Regions from separate parts of the Homo sapiens genome. Here regions 2 and 3 are each linked to region 1. Evidence: chromatin contacts called from ENCODE Hi-C or POLR2A ChIA-PET data. All regions are on one chromosome and are shown on one strand. Each heading gives the region's core, a stretch centred on a gene start or an enhancer-like site at or near the end of the contact. The rest is flanking DNA. Distances are from core to core; before and after follow the strand shown.

Region 1 (4,247 bases), core at 602-3,101:
ACACCACTGTGCCTGCTTTGAATCCTTTACGAAGAGAAAAAAAAAATTAAAGAAAGCCTTTAGATTTATCCAATGTTTACTACTGGGATTGCTTAAAGTGAGGCCCCTCCAACACCAGGGGGTTAATTCCTGTGATTGTGAAAGGGGCTACTTCCAAGGCATCTTCATGCAGGCAGCCCCTTGGGAGGGCACCTGAGAGCTGGTAGAGTCTGAAATTAGGGATGTGAGCCTCGTGGTTACTGAGTAAGGTAAAATTGCATCCACCATTGTTTGTGATACCTTAGGGAATTGCTTGGACCTGGTGACAAGGGCTCCTGTTCAATAGTGGTGTTGGGGAGAGAGAGAGCAGTGATTATAGACCGAGAGAGTAGGAGTTGAGGTGAGGTGAAGGAGGTGCTGGGGGTGAGAATGTCGCCTTTCCCCCTGGGTTTTGGATCACTAATTCAAGGCTCTTCTGGATGTTTCTCTGGGTTGGGGCTGGAGTTCAATGAGGTTTATTTTTAGCTGGCCCACCCAGATACACTCAGCCAGAATACCTAGATTTAGTACCCAAACTCTTCTTAGTCTGAAATCTGCTGGATTTCTGGCCTAAGGGAGAGGCTCCCATCCTTCGTTCCCCAGCCAGCCTAGGACTTCGAATGTGGAGCCTGAAGATCTAAGATCCTAACATGTACATTTTATGTAAATATGTGCATATTTGTACATAAAATGATATTCTGTTTTTAAATAAACAGACAAAACTTGTTCTGTCTGGCTCCTGTCTTGCCCCTTGAACTGTGTAAGCTCTGAGTCACATACTCTCTGTCTCGGTACCATCCTTCCTGTAGTCCCAAGTAGGGGAAGACTTAGGATGCCTGTAGCTGGGAGGGAAGGGAAAGAATTGGCCTCCACAAGGCCTTTGGCCATCTCTGAGAGTCCCCTGGTAGGAAAGTGAAGCTAAGAACCCTTTCGAGGATGGCCAGTACCTTAGTTTGCAAAGTGTTTTAAATTCCTTTTTTTTTTTTTTTTGAGATGAAGTCTCACTTTGTCACCCAGGCTGGAGTGCAGTGGCACTATCTCAGCTCACTGCAACCTCCGACTCCCAGGTTCAAGCGATTCTCTCACCTCAGCCTCCCGTATAGCTGGGATTACAGGCACCCGTCACCATGCTCAGTTAGTTTTTGTATTTTTAGTAGAGACAGGGTTTCACCATGTTGGCCAAGCTGGTCTCGAACTCCTGACCTCAGGTGATTCACCCGCCTCAGCCTCCCAAAGTGCTGGGATTACAGGCGTGAGCCACTGCGCCCAGCCTGAATTCCTTATTGTACTGGAGACTCAACAACAGCTATGTGAAATAGGCAGCAGTGTACCCTTTTTTACAGGTAAAGAAACTGAAACTCAAGTTAAATGAGTTTTACAGACTCTTAGAGGTGGGAGGATTTAAAGGTCCTCTAGTCTGCTCCCTTCATTTTCCTAGGTTTGGAAACTGAGGCTCAGTGAAGTAATGCGATTTGACTGAGGTGCTAGATCCATCAGAGGCAGAACCCAGGCATCCTCCCTTGTGAGTGTGCTTTTTACAGCCCTGTGTCAACTTGCTCCCAGGCAAGCCCCAGGTCTCTACCTTGGACCCAAGAATTCTGGTCTCTAAGGGAGTTGGTCACCTGCTCACACCACAGACGCCATCACCCCACCCCAGGGCTCTGACATCACCTCCCCTGACCAATGAATGAAGTCCAAGCAAAGGGTGAGGATGTGAATGTCAGCTACCTCCCCCACCCTAGGCCCTGTGGTTGCAAAGATGCTCTAACAGGAAGTGGGTTAAGGAGCTGCACTGCTTCCTGCCCCCTAAAGCTGAGCGGGGCGAGGAGGGCGAGTGCCAGGCTGGGCCACGAGACACAGGACACAATTTCTTGCCAGGGTCCTGGTAGCTTCCTCTTCAACAGCCACTTCCGTGTGGCCGGGGCCCCAGGGGCAGGAGCTGCTGCCCGTTGCCCAGGCCACCCTCCACCCCCAATTGGGAGCCCTGCCCCCCTGGGGCCGGGCCAAGCCCAGCAGCTGGCTGGGATCCCATGGGGGACTGGTAGGGCACAGGTCTTGGGGGATAGAGGTGACCGGGCCAGTGCCCTGGGGCTCTGGCCATGAAGTCTCGGCAGAAAGGAAAGAAGAAGGGCAGCGCAAAGGAGCGGGTTTTTGGGTGCGACTTGCAGGAGCACCTGCAGCACTCAGGCCAGGAGGGTAAGGAGGCCGGCTCAGCTTCTGCAGGGTGGGTGGGGAGGCACTGGGCATCTGCAGCCCGATCCAGCCTGAAGGGCAGAAGCAGTTTCCGGTGCTCCTGGGGAAGGGGCAGTGGCCTGGGGTCACCATTCAAGAGAACTGTAAGTGGGCAAGACAGGAAATGTGGCTCAGTGAAGAAGGCAGGGCGGCTCCCTTGTGTAACTTTCTGGGGATGGGGTGGCTGAGGGGATGAGAATGTGAGTACCCAGGTAGCAGTGAGGGGGAGGATGGAGAGACTGGAAACCGAGGAGGAGTGGATGAAACAGCGGGCAGGTGACTGGGAACAGGAGAGGGAGGGTGAGGCGACAGGGTCAGGAGAGGAGTGGCTGAAGGGGAAATGATTATCCTTAGGTCTGAATGAAAGGAGACAGGGAAATGGCCCCAGAAGGGTCTCAAGATGGCCCTTGAGGCGGGTGGTTTCCTGGCTGGAGAACACCCAAGGACAAGGTCATGGGCTCTGTTCCCACTGCAGCCTTGCTGGGCCGCAGGGGATGATGTCGGGCTGGAAACAACCTCTGCCCCTAGTCTTTGTGATTCTCTTGTTGTCCCTGTGCAAAAGAGAAACAGGTTCAAAGTGGGGGGCAAGGGGAGAAGCTGCTGAAATGGGGAAGAATGAAAGAGAGGGTGTGAGGCCTGGCTTGAAGCTGGAGGTGGAGGGTGCAAAGGAGGGTGGGTGTGGAGCTGTCTGTGGAGCTCACCCAGCTCCCTCCCTGGGTTACCTTAGAGTGGGCTTTGAAGCCAGAAGGACCAGGGACAATATCAGGTTCACAACGGGGCCTGGCATGGAGCAGCCACTCAAAATCATTTCTTGATTCAATTTGAAATTGAACCCAGGCACCCTGGCTGCCCAGCCCAGCTTGTTTTTGGCACTTCAAGCTCCTCCTAGAGAAAGGCATAATTCTTTCCCCACTCCACCCCATTCCACCCCACCCCAATCTGTCATTTCCTCTTTGTCCCCTCCTCTGCTCTGGGCTGTGGTGCTTGCAGCGGAGGGAGGGTGATGGTGGTTCCCAGATCATTTCCTGCTCTTAGCCCCGCCCCTGCGTCCCCAGACACCTCCTTCCCCTTTTCTCCTCCAGTGAGAGGACCCCTATCCCCATTGCCCTTGGTTAAGGGAAAGCCCAGACCCCAAGGAAGAGTGTTAAACAGCTGAAGCGAGCTTATTTGAGCCTTCCTCTTCTCACTGGGCAGAGTGGAGGTGGCACAGCCATCAGTGCAGGGCTTACTCCTTTCTAAGGGACTCCTCTCAAGAGCTATGATTCTTAGCCAAGGATTATGAGATTTAATTGGGGATGATGTGCTCCTCCCAGCTCAATGCAAACCCTCAGTTCAGCCTTTCCTGGTACTGCCCTTTTTTGTGGTCCACCAACCAATTTTATCTTGAAACACTGAACCCACAGCCAGCCCAGACCCTGCTCCTATAACCCTCCCGGCCTCTTCCTGGATTCCTAGCAGGGAAGGGGCACACTCTCTAGAGGGGACAGACAGATCTGATTGCTGAATCCTGATCCTAGGTGAATCCGAGAGCAGGAGACCAGAACCTCACAGAACCCAAGGGTGGGTTGATCTTGGGCACCAGAGTAGCAGTGGTGGCTCCTTCCCTATCCCTCAGGTCTTCCTGGTACAGAGAGGTGGAAAGTGGAAGGAAGGACAGAGAGAGGCTGGTGATGGTTCCTCTCTTTAATCCAACATCCACAAAAAAATGAGAGCAGAGAGATCTTTGTTTTCGCTTAATTTATCCTCCCTGATCACGTTGGTCTCCCCCATCCCCACAGCCTTGCTCCATCTCAGCCCTCTCTCCAGCTCTTTGCCCCCACATGGGTCTCTTCCTTCCTTAAGCCCTGTATATACTGAATTCTTTCTTTTCCTAATCTTTGATAGATTGTTCAGGTTTCTTTCTTTCTTTCTTTCTTTCTTTTTTGAGATGGAGTCTTGCTCTGTCCCAGGCTGGAGTGTAGTGGGGTGATCTCGGCTCACTGCAACCTCTGCCTCCC
Region 2 (4,247 bases), core at 633-3,132, 230 kb after region 1:
AGGAAAAAGGCCTCTACATATTCAATACACATGCATTTTTTTTCCCTGAATATTCTGGATCCACAATTCATTGAATCCACATTGTGGAACTCAAAACTTTGGAGGGCAACTGTATTAGATCATGTAATTAACCCCTATAGGTAGATAACGTTATCCCCTTTTACAGGTGAGAAAATCTAAGAGGCTCTGAGGCATCTTCCAAAAATAAGATGACTTGAGAGGCCCAGAGAGGTTAAATAAATAGTGCAGAGCTCACAGGGTTAGAATTTGAGCCAGGCCTGTCTGATATATCTATGCTCTTGGCATCACTCAGAGGAGGTTAACCAAATGAGCAAAGAGAAAACCTTGACCGTGAGTTCTCAGAGCACGAGGCAATCAGCCACAACACAGAGAAAAGTGGGTTTTGAGGCAGCCCCTGCAGCAGGCAGGTGGGAAGGAAGAAGAGAGCGAGCTGACAGCTCAGTTCTCACGCCTTCTGTATTCCTCAGAATTCAGATTTTGGCCGTTTTTGGTGATCATCGTGATTCTAAGCGCACTGTTCCTTGGCACCCTTGCCTGCTTCTGTGTGTGGAGGAGAAAGAGGAAGGAGAAGCAGTCAGGTGAGTGGAAGGTCCTTAGGGTGGTGCTCCTGCCTGAGGCCTTGGATCCTGTGACTTTGTCCTGCGTCCAGTGGGATGTGTCTGGGAGCACAGCATCTCCTTTTCCTCAACGAGCTTTGGTATGTTTGTGTGCGTGGTGGCGGGGGGCAAGCAGGTTGCTAGGCTCTCTCTCCCAGTTCATGCCTTCTGATCCCAATGCGCAGATTTCCCTGTAGACAGCTGGTTTGGGAGGAGGTGTGGGAGGGGCAGTTCGGTTGCTGCCTCTGTGCTCTTTGGGGTTCCTGGGAAGAGCATTAACTTGCCTCCTTTCTAGAACCTTTTTTAAGGTTTGGCCATTTGGGGTAGAGGTGGGACCTGTTAGAAGCAAAAGCCCTTCTGGAGGTTTCTGCAGCTCTGCTCTTTGTTTTCTTCCTCCCTCAGAGACCAGTCCCAAGGAATTTTTGACAATTTACGAAGATGTCAAGGATCTGAAAACCAGGAGAAATCACGTATGTCATCCCGGAGGCTGGGGTCTCTCTCAGCTGGCTTGGAAAATGCTCTTTCAATGATGGTTATTCAGAGCAGAGGGACAAAAAGGACTGAACGACTGTCCTTTTGATGTGACCCTCAGCCCTTCCCCATCTATCTTTTCTCCACCTGCTTCCTAGTTCTGGTGATGGAGGAAAAGAGGAAACAAAAGGAGCAGAGGAGATGAAAGGGAGGCTGAAGGGGCATCTTGGTGCAGAATTGCACCTGCTGAGAAGGGATGGAGCACAACAGAAATCAATGACAGAGGCAGAGTGCTGCTGTGGTATTTGTTGTCTGACCACAAATTCTTTTTCCTAATGAGTCAGGGCTTACATTCATGAGTCCCTTAATGGTGACACAGGCTGGGAAGTGTGACCAGCCAAAGCATAATAGTTTTGTAGCTGGCTCAATAGGCTGCATTCACAGCCTTTTGGAAGAAGAGGCCTGAGTGTGGCTGAGGTACTAGAGAGAGTAACCAGCCTGGCACAAAGCCCACCAGCCTGAGTAGGCTCCTCCAGGAGCCTCTCGCCTGCTCTTCGCAGCAGGCAGGGGCCAACTCTGCCTGTCATCCAAGAATTAGAAGAGGAGGAAATTGCAGAGGGCCTGCAGATGCCCCCACTGCTGTGTCTCGCTTAGGGCAGATGTGGTGACAGGCCCAGGGGAAAAGCTCTGATGGAGCCTACCAAACTGCTGGCAGGAAGTGGGGCAGGGTGGGTGAAGTGGGGCGGAAGTGCCTTCTTTCCACTGCCCCCTGGCGCTTTGCTGTGGAGACCCAGCAGCACGCAGGAAGCACATGTGGTGGGGCTCTTCCGTGCTGGCCACATACGTGAGGCCCTGTGCAGCCTCGCAGAGCAGGCAAGCATCCTCTCCCAGATGCCTCTGGGTTCAGAGGCTGTTAGAGCAGCTCCCCATGCCTGTTTTTTTATTTTTATCTTTATTTATTTATTTATTTTTGCCCCAGCAGTGGCTATGGGAATGTGAAAAATAAAGCAGTGGCTATTGGAATGTGAATAATAAAAGGGGACTTTGTTTCTCTCACTGCTACCAGACTCTGGTACAAATTCCTGAAAGCATGTGAATCTACCCACAGCCAGTGATGCCCGGGTGCTTGCTAAAAATAATCTATTTTTCCAAAAAGAAGATGACTTGAGATTAGGAGACCACAGGAGGAAAAACAACTTAGAGCAAAGGAAACCTCTTTGGGATTCAGGCCTATTAGCTTACTTCTTCCGACTCAAGAGCTCCTCCCTGCCTGGCCTCAGCCCTCTCTGGCCTCTCCCTATTGTCTCAGGGCTCCAATTTGAAGGCCTAAATCTCAAGTTTCATGTGGTCTCACTTTGAGACCCAGCTCTAATCTTTCTAGAAACACTTCACACGGGTCTGGACGGGAGAGAAAAGCAACAAACTCCTGCAGTATTTTAAAACACAAATGAAGTTATTGACATTGTCAGATGCCCATGACTCCCCAGCCTCTAAGGACAGCTGACAGTTCTCTGCTTCTCTTAGCTTCTTCTTGCTTCCAGGAATTTTGCTTGCACCTTGCCTAATGAACCCTGCTGCCTCCACTGGCTCCCAGTAGAACCCAAACTGGCAATATGCTTTCAGTGGCCGGCAGCATGAAATACCTCCACCACCGATTTCCTAAGGGGTAGGAACAAGAAAAGGGAAGCAGGAAGCTCTGCTTCCTGCTTTGGCCCTTGGGTTCAGGGCTGCACCCAGCACTATAGCTGCCCAGGGCGCTGACTTGAGGTCAAGGGCAAGGTGGCCTCAAAGATGATCTAGAGAGGGCTTAACTGTGTTTGGTCTTTGAAATGTTTAAACTTTCTGAATTTCAGTGCTCTGAGGTAAGGCTCAGATAACAGCCCTACTCAGAGCTCTGCAAGGAAGGGTTTCTAAGTTACTAAAGGAAAGAAAGTGACAGCATTCTCTTTGAGCAGGGTTGCTGGAACCCCTCACACCTAGGTGGTTCCTTGCTCCTGATACTAATGGTTCCACTCCAAACTGCTCTTCTTCCTGTCTCTTCCCATCTTGGGAGGATCAATGACTCTCCCCAGTCCTGCCACCTCCCTCCCAGTCTCCTGAAAAGCCCTCTTCTTTGTGCTGTTTTTCCCCACTCAATCTAAATCTGGACAGACCGAACTGTCGCTCATGTTACCCCATCTCCATTTCTTGTGCAGGAGCAGGAGCAGACTTTTCCTGGAGGGGGGAGCACCATCTACTCTATGATCCAGTCCCAGGTACCTCTCCAGTTTCTCTAGTCCATTCCATACCTATCTCTGGGGTTTCCTAATGCCCCCCTGAAACTCACACCATTGAATGGCAGAATAAGATCTTGGTGCTTCTAGAATCCAGAAGATAGCTTGGCTTCAGTTGCATTAACACATTATTTGAAAAGATCCGTGTGATACTAGAGCATCTTAACACAGCTGGGAAGCCTGATGTGGACATTCCTTCTTCTTCCGTGTCTGGCAGAAGGTCTGGCCCAGATAAAGTCTATAGGAGCAGAAACCTGGTTAGGGGACTCAACTTCTGCTTTCTTGCCCTGCTGCTGCTTCTAATACTTGGGGCCCTTGCACTTTTTATCCCTATTCCCTATTATATTCGTTTTCAGGAAAGAATGAATCTGCATTGATCTCTTTTATTTTATTATGACTTAGCAATAATGTCCATTTTCTTTTCTTTTAAAACAATTTTATTGTTTAGAGACAGGGTCTCTTTATTTATTTTTTATTTCCATAGGTTTTTTTGGGAACAGGTGGCATTTGGTGTCATGAGTCAGTTCTTTAGTGGTGATTTGTGAGATTTTTGGTATACCCGTTATGAGACAGGATCTCATTCTGTCTACCAGGCTGAGTGCAATGGTAGAATCATAGCTTACTGAAGCCTTGAATTCCCGGCCTCAAGTGATCCTCCCACCTCAGCCTCCTGGGTAGCTAGGTCTGCAGGTGTGTACCACTGCACCCAGCTGTATTTTCTTACTAAATCTCACATAACAGCCTCATGAAAATAGTTCTAATACTTTAGATGTGGTCTACATTCCATATCACAATGAGGAAACCGAGACTCAGGTCAACTGATATCTCAAGGCTACATAGCTAGGTAGTGGCAGAGCTGAGCCAAAGGGTTTCTGAGTCTCCATTG
Region 3 (4,247 bases), core at 13-2,512, 130 kb before region 1:
GGGAAACCCTGTCTCAAAAAAAGAAAAGGAAATCAGCTGGGGGCAGGGATGGGTGTGGGTTGGGACAGCAACTCTGGTCACTCACCATTCCAAGGTGGAGGCTTCCAGTGGGCTGTTTCTTTGCTTGGGTACATAACAGCTCCCCCAAACTGCTGTGCCCATTCCACATCTGGCTGCCACTGCCGAACACCTCTGGGGAGTCAAAGACAGATCCTAGACAAAGGGCCTGAACAGTGTTTGGTTCCTGTGTTCCCATTCACTCTCAAGGGGACCCAGGAAGGATGACCTGTTTTTTTGTTTTGTTTTGTTTTTTGTTTTTTTTGAGACTGGGTTTCACTCTTGTTGCCCATACTGGAGGGCAATGGTGTGATTTCGACTCACTGAAACCTCCGCCTCCCGGGTTCAAGTGATTCTCCTGCTTCAGCCTCCCAAGTAGCTGAGATTACAGGCATGCGCCACCAAACCCGGCTAATTTTGTATTTTTTTAAAGACGGGGGTTTCTCCATTTTGGTCAGGATGGTCTCGAACTCCCGACCTCAGATGATCTGCCCGCCTAGGCCTCCCAAAGTGCTGGGATTACAGGTGTGAGCCACCGCGCCCAGCCAATGTCCTGGATTTTTTAATGCCAAGTCACTGATCTGAAGTTAATGTAGCTTCGGCAAAACAAGCTGGAACTCTAGAGGTTCCATTCCTACTAACAAATTATTCCTGGAATAACTCCACCCATCACCCCTGGGCATGCAAGGTTGGGATCCTAGCTTCTTCATATTTTCATCATATTGATATTATCAACCAGGTGAATATGAACGTGAGAAAAGTGTTTGTTCAAGGTCAACGACAGAGAGACAGCGAGCATTCTGGCTCTTTGGCTGAGCTCTACTCAGGTATGACAGGAGAGGTGCATTCAAATTACTGAAGCTAAAAAGCAGAGTCTCCCACTCCGCTGATTTCACCTCGGCACGAACGAACTCTAGACCCTCTCCCCTCCCTCGCCAGAGTGGGCGCCACTGCATCCCGTAGCCCAAGAAATCAGGGATGGACAATGGGGTCACAGGCTTGGGTTATTATTTTCTGGGGGAGTAAAGCGTCCCCAACCTGAGAAACCCTAGCCTTGGAGAAAGTGTGTCGAGAGCTGCCCTCGATCTCACCTGCTGGGCTGAATCGGCAATCGGACTCCAGCCCCAGGCCGCAGCACCTGGGCCGCGACGCCCCGGAAGCCGCACAAAGCCCTCAGCGCCGCCATCTTACTCCGGCTGCAGACTGCGGGAAGGAGAACCGGGCGGAAGTAACTCCAGCGCGCCTCCTTCTTGGCTTCTCACCTATTCGCACAGTGAAGCCGCCCTCTTGGAAGCTGGCAGGGTCGTTTACCGTCGAACTGACAACATCCGGGTCCTGTGACTCGGCTTCACTTGCGTTTAGATAACAGTGACCGCGGTCATCTTTACTGAGGGCGTTTCCTCCCACAGCTCCTGGCTGGCTTTTCTAGGAGCGAGCAAGGGAAAATTGCCGTTCCTGCGTGGGGCAGATACTTCGTGCTCTCTCGCCGAGCCCGCCTGCGTATCTTGGAAACGCGCGGCGCTTCCTTCCCTACTCCCTTCCGCCTTGGCCGCCCTCATGCTTTAGTCCTGCTCTCGGATTGTATCTGAGCCCTGCCCTTATAGGGTAGCCCCAGGCTTTGCCAATTACTTTCCCATCACTGAATCCAAAAGACAGGAGTTGGGAAAGCCAGCTAATTTCCAGATGTCATAAATTGAGATTGGAGAAAGGAGCCTAAGTGGGGCTGGGCGGGTCTGAGAGCTCCCGCCAAACCAAAACAAAAAAGAATAGGATGCCAAGGCCGCCGGCATTGGTGGTGCGGAGGGGAGTGTCGGGGTGTGTAGGAGCCACCTCATCCCAGATGGGGGAGTGGAGGTCCTCTGTGGGTGACCCTGACATCCTCCAGGCTTCCCGAACCTACAGAATCACAGACCCAGGAAGCGCCCTTAGAGATGCCTCACACCCCACTTCCGTCTTGCGTCAGCCTCTTTTCCCTAACGTCTTTCTGACCCTGCTATAGCCCTCCTGGGTAATGGCCAACAGCACGGAAATGTAGTAGCACCAGGAGTCTGATCACAATTCTGTATGGACAAAGATTCTTCCAGCCTTAGAGGCTAGTTCCTGTTTTCTCCCTCTGCCTCTAAGCCCAACTCCAGCTGGGCCACCCACCCGTAGAGTTTGTACAACTCTCCAACTCTGAGCCTGGAAAGAGGCCTTCCCCAGATATCCCCTAGACAGGATCCCAGGGACACAGCCCACCAGCAGCGCAGCAGGGTGAGGCAGACAGACCAGGAAGCAGAGATGGTGGAATTCTTCACTGCAGAGAAAGAGGGGAAAGCCAGACTTCTGGCCTGGGAATTGACCTAATGGGAACTGTACCAAAGGGTGGGGCCAGATCCTTAGCTGTGGGAACTGACCAGGACCTGGGCTAGACAAGGCAGCTGCCACAGAGCCAGGGCAGAGGTTTGGTCCCTCTGTTGTCCTCATTCCTTGCTCTTTCCCTGGGCCTTCTTTCTATTGTTGAAACACAGCAAATGTGGCCATGGTGGTGGGGGATGGGAAGGACTGCATTTATTTGCCTTGATCCAGCCTGGGAGAAGTCAGGATAGACTTTGGGCTGCTTGGCCCTGGAGGCAGCTTGAGCTGGGACTGGGGTGGGGGGCTCCTGAGGGGCTGCCTAGGACACTGCAGCTTTTGTGCCTTCTCCCTGCTGCCAACACCCCCACACACACTGCTGCAGCCACTCTAAAGCCCTTTGTCTTTCATTGCTTAGTCACCCCCTTTGTCCTCATCTCAAATAGGGGAGTGGAAAGGGGCAGTAGAGTTCTCTGGTGATAGCTCCTCTTGCCCCTGCCCCTTCTGGTCTCCCACCCTTTGTCCGACTCCTCTAGTCCCAGCCCCGTTGGCTTAGAACCAGGGTCAGGCAAGTGGTGGGTCAAGAGGTGGGTCTGGCAGTCACAAGGGGGTGGGTGATCCAGGAAGTGATAGGCACCAGGGCAGGTATTACCGACCTGAGCAGGAAGGGAGGGGGAAAGGAAGTATTCTGACGGATATGATATGCGGGGGACAGGAGGTGACAAAGCAGAGTGAATAGGGGAATAGAGGCAAGAGGAGGTGGTCCACTTCTGGGAAAGGAAAGAGACTGCTGACTGCACTCTCCTTCCTGGGGATTTCCTGGGGAAACAAGCAGCCAGAGGATGGGGTGAGCAGAAATTGCCCCTACTTCTGAACCCTTCCTTGCCTTGAGAGTTCATACCCAAGACCTCTTTTCCGAGTTCCCTCCTATCCAAAGCCAAAGGAATAATTTGCTTCCTTTCCCTAACACCACCTCTTCCTCCCCAGCCACTTTCCCCACCCCAGGCAATGGATTTCTCCCAGTACCCTAATTTCCCTATATGCACAATGCTGTCTCCACCCTCTCCCTGCCCCAGGGAGAATTAAAAAGAAAAGATGACTAGATATTCCAGGAACCACTGGGTTCTCAGAGCAAGGTGGGGTGGATGGTGGGAGCCAGGTGGGGATTCTCCCAGATTGATACTGGGTGAATCTGGGTTCCTGAGAGCAAGTCTTGCCTATGCTGGGGGCTGGCTGACTTGAGGCTGGGGGAGGGTTTAGGGCAGTTGGGAGTGGGTAGGAGCAGGGCCAAAAGCCTGGGGGAAGCTACTGGGAGCTGGGCCAGGGAAATGGGGAGTCAGGAAGTGGGGAGGGGGAACCCTGGGGGGAAATGGAGGCGGAATGGCTGTTCTGGGCTTTGGAGGGGGTGGGTAGTGGTAACTCAGGAAGGGGGATCCTGAGGGAGAGAAGGGACGTTAGAAAAGAGGAGGTGCCACCCTGGATCCGCCTTCTATAAAAGGAAAAGTCGTTAACCCCTCCTGCCTTGTCATCTGCCGCCTCTGTTATGTTCATTCCAAGCAGGATCATCCTACCTTTGGGCAGTCAACTCCCTGATCACTGTCTCCTTGCCTCCCCCAATGTTCTGCCTTTTTTACTCTTCCCAGCTGCTCAGTTCTATCCTGAGCCATGTCAAGCTACCTCTTTTATTTGTTCTTCCCTCTTGATGCCTCCTTACCTGTTCCCTACCCTCTTTTCTCAGGCAGCTCACTCAGTCCCCTCAGCCCTGGAAACCAGCCACTAGGGCCAAAGGGCAGCATGAGGGAGCCTTGAGAAAAGAGAAGCCATGGTAGGTTAGACTATAAGAGCAGGAATTCTCC

What was found. Hi-C counts contacts between places; a loop is a spot of excess contacts on that map. ChIA-PET counts read pairs that join two places held with the same protein, here RNA polymerase II (POLR2A). Pooled maps may share reads with other maps.
Region 2: a map of naive thymus-derived CD4-positive, alpha-beta T cell shows a loop between it and region 1 (17-fold over the local background). The contact joins the enhancer-like site here to the promoter of ARHGAP30 in region 1. A Hi-C loop is called at or near these places in 3 of 168 maps with a recorded cell type or tissue (naive thymus-derived CD4-positive, alpha-beta T cell and right lobe of liver) and 9 of 50 pooled maps. POLR2A ChIA-PET finds 5 or more read pairs at or near these places in 8 of 52 experiments (CD4-positive, alpha-beta T cell, CD4-positive, alpha-beta memory T cell, GM12878 and 5 more).
Region 3: a loop to region 1 is called in a pooled map, with 5 times the contacts of the local background. The contact joins the promoter of NDUFS2 here to the promoter of ARHGAP30 in region 1. A Hi-C loop is called at or near these places in 8 of 50 pooled maps. POLR2A ChIA-PET finds 5 or more read pairs at or near these places in 9 of 52 experiments (CD4-positive, alpha-beta T cell, CD4-positive, alpha-beta memory T cell, H1 and 5 more).

Annotation. Positions count from the first base shown.
Region 1 is chr1:161,067,495-161,071,741 of GRCh38, reverse strand. It overlaps ARHGAP30 (Rho GTPase activating protein 30), which reads left to right and starts at 1,851. Exons shown (of 12, transcript NM_001025598.2): 1 at 1,851-2,214. The coding sequence starts at 2,118. NECTIN4 (nectin cell adhesion molecule 4) reads left to right here. Exons shown (of 9, transcript NM_030916.3): 9 at 1-744. RefSeq lists a silencer at 1,966-2,115 and an enhancer at 2,012-2,558.
Region 2 is chr1:160,835,291-160,839,537 of GRCh38, reverse strand. CD244 (CD244 molecule) reads left to right here. Exons shown (of 9, transcript NM_016382.4): 4 at 489-599; 5 at 1,020-1,087; 6 at 3,284-3,343. Among named protein-coding and RNA genes, the nearest start is that of CD244, 25 kb to the left of the region's middle. RefSeq lists enhancers at 1,679-1,808, 1,812-2,326. Within about 2 kb of position 1,882, at least 12 of the 41 ENCODE cell types and tissues checked have a DNase peak (open chromatin) inside an H3K27ac peak, as active enhancers do; they include CD4-positive, alpha-beta T cell and GM12878, where a contact is called at or near this core.
Region 3 is chr1:161,199,382-161,203,628 of GRCh38, reverse strand. NDUFS2 (NADH:ubiquinone oxidoreductase core subunit S2) reads right to left here and starts at 1,262. Exons shown (of 14, transcript NM_001377299.1): 1 at 1,149-1,262; 2 at 86-192. The coding sequence starts at 1,243. RefSeq lists enhancers at 995-1,324, 2,589-3,310.